2 separate regions of the Homo sapiens genome follow, and region 2 is linked to region 1. A link is a contact called in ENCODE Hi-C or POLR2A ChIA-PET data. All regions are on one chromosome and are shown on one strand. The core of a region is the stretch at or near the end of the contact, and the rest is flanking DNA. Distances in the headings are between cores, read along the strand shown. Region 1 has its middle 130 kb from the start of STRN. Region 2 overlaps STRN (striatin).

What was found. A loop is a pair of places that touch in the nucleus more often than their neighbours do. ChIA-PET counts read pairs that join two places held with the same protein, here RNA polymerase II (POLR2A). Pooled maps may share reads with other maps.
Region 2: a pooled map shows a loop between it and region 1 (2.1-fold over the local background). The contact joins two enhancer-like sites. A Hi-C loop is called at or near these places in 1 of 168 maps with a recorded cell type or tissue (heart right ventricle) and 1 of 50 pooled maps. POLR2A ChIA-PET finds 5 or more read pairs at or near these places in 6 of 52 experiments (A549, HEK293, MCF 10A and 3 more).

What each region holds. Positions count from the first base shown.
Region 1 is chr2:36,833,737-36,836,997 of GRCh38, forward strand. No RefSeq gene overlaps it. Among named protein-coding and RNA genes, the nearest start is that of STRN, 130 kb to the right of the region's middle. Within about 2 kb of position 1,500, at least 2 of the 41 ENCODE cell types and tissues checked have a DNase peak (open chromatin) inside an H3K27ac peak, as active enhancers do.
Region 2 is chr2:36,888,310-36,891,570 of GRCh38, forward strand. All of the region lies in intron 7 of STRN (striatin), which reads right to left. Among named protein-coding and RNA genes, the nearest start is that of STRN, 77 kb to the right of the region's middle. Within about 2 kb of position 1,587, at least 7 of the 41 ENCODE cell types and tissues checked have a DNase peak (open chromatin) inside an H3K27ac peak, as active enhancers do.

The DNA.
Region 1 (3,261 bases), core at 250-2,749:
TAATCAGGATGGGGGAGATATTAAAAGATGAACTTAGGTGCATAAAAATTTTAATGAGTTTATTTGAGCATTCAGCAATTCCTAAATCAGGCATCACCAGATTGCAAGCAGTTCAGCACTCCACTGAGGAGGTAAAAAGGTATAAGGTGTTTGTGATGGTTAATATTGAGTGTCTAGTTGATTGGATTAAGGATGCAATATTGATCCTGGGTGTGTCTGAGAGGGTGTTGCCAAAGGAGATGAACATTTGAGTCAGTGGGCAGGGAAAGGCAGACCCACCCTTAATCAGGTGGGCACCATCTAATCAGCCACCAGCGAATATAAAACAGGCAGAAAAATGTGAAGTGACAAAATGGGCCTAGCTTCCCGGCCTACATCTTTCAACCATGCTGAATGCTTCCTGCCCTCAAACATCAGACTCCAAGTTTTGGAACTTGGACTGGCTTTCCTTGCTCCTGAGCTGGCAGATGGCCTATTGTGAGACCTTGTGAGTTTAAGAATTAATACTTAATAAACTCCCATATATATATAATATGTATACACACACACACACACACATATATATATATATCTTACTAGTTCTGTCCCTCTAAAAGAACCGTGACTAATACAGTATTCAACGAAGCAAGATGAGGAAAATAACTGCTTGGTTAAAGTGGACAGTCCCTAATTAGAGGTTAGTTGGCAGTTTCTGATTGGTTAAGTTTCATTTTACTGTGTACATTGTGCTTACATAAGAACCCAAGGTGCTGGAGGTGTCTCAGCCTAATGGCTCCCAATTAATTATTTTAACAGGGAAATTGCAAAATAGGAATGAAGGACTAAAGACAGTTGTGGCAGAGAGAATTTGTTGGCTGGAATTTGTTATTTCCTATAGAGGCAGAAAAGTGAGATACTTTTTCTCAACATCCCTTAAACGTAGAGGAGGCCAACATTCTGGCCAATGAGATATGTGGGAAGTCTGTTGGAGGGCCTCTGGGAAGATTTCCTTTGCTGTCTGTATACAGTCAGCTTGGGCTTCCATAACAAAATATGATAGACTGGGTGACTTAAATAAACAAATTTTATTTTTCAGTCTGAAGGCTAGAAGTCCAAGATCAAGATGCCACCATGGTTGAGTTCTGGTGAGGCTCTCTTTATGGCTTACAGATAGCTCCCTTCTTGCTGTGTCCTCATCTGGCAAGGGGAGGCCAGGGGAGGGGAGGGGAGGGGAGGCAGTTCTACATGACACAAAATGCATGAGAGGTAGTTCTACATGACAAAGAATTGTCCCACTTAAAATGCCAAAATGCTTAAGAAACACTGATGTGACTGGTTCTCTATCAAAATAATGACAGACTATCTGGAAATATGCGAGGAAAATACTAACATTATTGATATAAGACCCTGAAATGGAAATTTAAGTAGTCTAAAAGTATAGAAATTAAATTGTAACGGCAAAACCAAAGACGCAGACAAAGAATGGGGAAAGGGAAAGTAACAGCATCTTTAAGCATCACTTATTTTGGAGAGGCACAGGAAGTGAATGTATTCTAAAAATCACATTTTTTTGTTTCAGGTTGGTAGGGGGTTAGTGAAGATTAGAGTGATTCTGTTTTTTCATAGAGTAGCAGGAAGATATCTGATTATGAATGAAGATAATTTTGAAAGAGAAACGCACAGTAGAAATCCCACATTAACATGAGAAAGACAGGAAGTGAATAATGACTTCATCAATCCAGCAAAAACGAAAAGAAACAATGAAGTAAAATAATGAACATAATAAAACAAAACCAGTGAACACCCAATATATCCACTGAAAGAAACTACCAGCCAGTTTCTTTCCTGGAAGACCTAGAAATAGGCAGCTTACAGGAAACACACTTAAAATGAAGGAATAAAGAAAAGTTGAAAGTAGAGACCCTTAAATAAAACAGTAAGACTAATCTATGAATATGCATGCTAAAGCTCCAAATAAAAGACTAGCAACTGAAACAAGGACTTATATGAAAACAACAACATATATGACCAAATAGGGTTTATTTCAAGGAGGCAAGCATGTTTTAATGTCAACTTCATACACACAATTGGTTAGTCAACAGCTTAAAGAAGAGTAACTCATGATCACATCAAAAGATGCTAAGAAGGCATTTGATGAAATTCAGCAGCCATTCTTTAAACCTGGAAAAACAGGAAAGAACCTATTTAAATAAAATAGAGATTATTTACCAAATAACAAGTAAAATACTCTAAATAACTAAATACCAAAACCATTTCCACTAAAGTTAATAATAGACAGGGAGGCCTACTTTTACCATTATAACTCAACACCACATTGGAGTTTCTAGACAACAAAAATTTCAAAAAAAGAATCAGTCAAACATTGAAAAAGACAAGATCAAATTATTTTTGTGAATGTCCCAATTGTATTTCTAAACATCTCGAGACTCTAGTGAAAACCTGCTATAATTCATGAGATTTAGTAAGCATTTACAATGTTTGTTGTATATAAGCATACAAAAACAGATTTTCTCTGTGTATTTTAAAATGTATTTTCTTAAATTTTTTTTTTTTTTTTTAAGAGATGGGGTTTTGCTATTTTGCCCAGGCTGGTCTGGAACTCCTGGGCTCAAGCAATCCTCCTACCTCAGCCTCCCAATGTGCTGGGATTACAGGCATGAGCCATGCACCTGGCTCCTCTCTTTATTTGTAATAAGCTCTTATAAATGAAAATGGTCACAATAGTGACCAAAATAAGAACATATTAAAAATTTTTTAAAGGCAAAGAACTTAAACTCTCAAATCTTACTAAAGATATAAATAAGATCCAAACAGAAAATGATATGTTGTTCTCAGATGGGAAGACAGTATTGTGGGTCAAACTTCCCCAAATTAATATGTAAATTTAATGTAATTTTAACTCCTAATTGGATTAAATTATTACAAACTTCAAATGCTGAGGATAGCCAACAAAGGCAGTAAAAAGAACAGTGGGCAGGGGCTTGGGAAGCGGAAAAGCTCTCCTGACCATATTATAAGGCCACCAATAACTGAATCCATATGATATTGTCATATGAAAGGAGAATTGTAAGTGAAACAGCATGGCATATTGAGAAATAAACCTCATTAAATATATAAATTTAATATATGACAATGCTGGTGTTTCAATTCATTGGGAAAAGGTTGTTTAATAGAGTGCTACACTGGCAACCCACTTGGAAGAAATTTAGTTGGACTGTTTGCATTCTACACACACACACACACACACACACACACACACAC
Region 2 (3,261 bases), core at 337-2,836, 55 kb after region 1:
ATGGTTTAAAATAAAAGATCGTGTCACCCTTCTTGCTCAAATCCCTCCCATGGCTCCCCATCTCACCACTGGTCTACATGGCTCAACATGATCTGGTCATTTCTTACTACATTCTCCCTAGAATCACTCTGCTCTAGCCACTCTGGCTCCCTTAAATTTCTCAGGCATGCCAGGGATGCTGCTACTATCTTAAGGCATTTGCACTGGCTTTCTTCTTCCTGAACACTTCTTCCCCAGATGGCCAATTCCCTCATCACGTCTTTTACTCAATTGTTATCTTCTCAATGGGGCTTATCATGGCCACTATATTTCATGGGTTTTTAATTTATATGTGTGTGTGTGTGTGTGTGTGTGTGTGTGTGCATTTATTTACTTATCCATTTATTTTTGAGGCAGAATCTCATTCTATCAAACCAGCTGGGGTGCACTGTCACAATCTCAACTCACTGCAGCCTTGACCTCCTGGGCTGAAGCGATCCTCCCACCTCTGCCCTGCAAGTAGCTGGGACAACAGGTGTGTACCACCATGCCCGGCTAATTTTTAAAAAATTTTTTGTAGAGATGAGGTCTCACTATGTTGCCCAGGCTGGTCTCAAACTCCTGGGCTCAAGCAATCTTCCCACCTCAGCCTCCCAAAGTGCTGGGATTACAGGCATGAGCCACTGCACCCAGCTAACCACTCTATTTTGAATTGTAACCTGCCTTCTCTACCCCACACTGACCCCAGCTCTCTCTATCTCCCTTACTCTGTACTTTTTCTACTTTCCATAGCATTTATCACCTTCTGACATACTATATCCTCTTAGTTGAATGTAAGCACCAGAAGAATAAGTATCTTCACCTAGAAAACCCAGCAAATAGAAAGCACTTGATCAATATTTGTTGAATGAATGATCCGAGTAAACCAAAGTGAATCATAATAAACAGAAATCTGTTTTTAATAATTTGAGTTTCAATCCAGTTTAGAAAACTGTTTCCTGGGCCTCTGAATATAATACTATTAAAAATCATTTTAAACAACATTTTTATATACTTAACTATAATCTATCAATAGGAGAAACATTCTTTATTTTCCCAGAAAGACATAACAATTAAAAATGTTAATTTTCATCAATCAGGTCTTAATAATAAATTAAACTAGATGGCTTTTGGGTCCCCAAATGTCTTCAGGTTTTTGAAGTTAAAATGTAGCCTTATAATCTTACTAGACTCATAAAAACAATAGCAATCATGGAAGATGTATGGTAAAATCTTTTTGCTTGCCAGAATCTAACCAGATTCTCAACCTAAGCATATTCTTCTTTTTTTTGGGGGGGGTGGGGGGGAGTAGAGTAGAAGACAGATGGAGAGAACCCTTAAAATCGTTTAAATGTTCACTCAATTAGACAAGATTTGCAACCTAGTTTTGTTAATTTGTTAAAAGTGAACCCTTTGAATCTGAATTATAAAATCCTAAAACATACAGGTCAAACTACTGGTAAAGAAACCTCCAGGAAACCGAAAGATTCCATTTACTCATGCTCACTAACAGAACTATCCAGCACACTACTAAAGAAGGAGACAACTCAGTTGTGAGAACAGTCAAGCATGTGACTCATATAATAGGCTAGGTAAAATGTACACACATGTATCATATAATACACTGAGCTATGACTCACACGTTAAAGTAAAGGAAGTTACACAAGGAACAGTGCAGCTGTCCTCGGAGAAAAACCAATCTCCGGTACCCTTGCAATATGATTCACAATTAAAATGACCAACTATATCTATGCAGATGTGTGATTCCTCAGAGAAAGACCTCAGTGTGGCACAGTAGATGCAGCTATGTTGGTGGACTTGCCTAAAATATGAGTAACTTGATACACAAGCTCAGTAGGGAATAAGACAGAATAAAGGCCTGTTTCACTTTAACATCTCCTTGGTTTCCAGACTTGTTTTCTTGAAAGAAAAGCCAGTCACTAGGTACCCACTGTATTCTTCAATGACTAAATAAGTATCTTTTATTTACTACAAAAAAAGGAAAAGAAGTGTCATTGGTACCATGACAGAGTCCCTGAAGGTAATGGCAAATTTACATGGTTTAAGCAAAAGTAAAGGCATATGAAAAATTTATTGTGTGCTATGGTTATAAAGTTACTATTGTCAATATTATCACTGCACCAGAAAACTTTTTTTTTTTTTTTTTTTTTTTTGAGACAGAGTCTCGCTCTGTCGCCCAGGCTGGAGTGCAATGGCGTCATCTTGGCTCACTGCAACCTCTGCCTCCCAGGTTCAAGTGATTCTCCTACCTCAGCCTCCCGAGTAGCTGGGATTTCAGGCACCCGCCCCAATGCCCAGCTAATTTTCATATTTTTAGTAGAGATGGGGTTTCACCAGGTTAGCCAGGCTAGTCTCAAACTCCTGACCTCAGGTGATCCACCCGCCTCGGCCTCCCAAAGTGCTGGGATTACAGGCGTGAGCCACTGCGCCTGGCCCAGAAAACTATTTTTTAATGATTCTTGGGCAAATGAACCTACCAATCATTCTAGAAAGTAATTTTCAACTGAACACTAAGGGCAAGAAGAAGTCAGCTGGACTTAGAAGTATAATCAGTTTCTTCCTCTCATAGGAAGCTCCAACATAAAAGCAAAATAATACACTACAGGTGACTATCCCTTACCCGAAATGCTTGGGACTAGAAGTATTTCGGATTTCAAATTATTTTGGATTTTGGAATATTTGTACTATACTGGTTCAGCACCCCCCAATCCAAAAATCCAAAATCCAAAATGCTCCAATGCGTATTTTCTTTAAATATCATGGCAGTGCTCAAAAAGTTTCAGAATTTGGAGCATTTCAGATTTCGAATTTCACATCAGGGATAGACAGACAGCCTTACTTAAGTAACTTACTTTAACACCTCAACAAGAAGAGTCATTAAAAGATTCAACAAATGGGACAGGCCTAGTGGCTCATACCTGTAATCCCAGCGCTTTGGGAGGCCAAGGCAGGCAGATCATTTGAGGCCAGCAGTTCAAGACCAGCCTGACCAACATGGTGAAACCCTGTCTCTACTAAAATACAAAAAATAGCCGGGCGTGGTGGCAGGCGCCTGTAATCCCAGCTACTCTGGAGGCTGAGGCAGGGAACTGCTTGAATCCAGAAGGCGGAGATTTCAGTGAGCCAAGATTGCACCACTGCACTCTAGCCTGGGCAACAGAGTGAGACTCTGTCAAAAAAAAAAGATTCAACAAATGCCCTTATTATAATGGTTTCTGATAA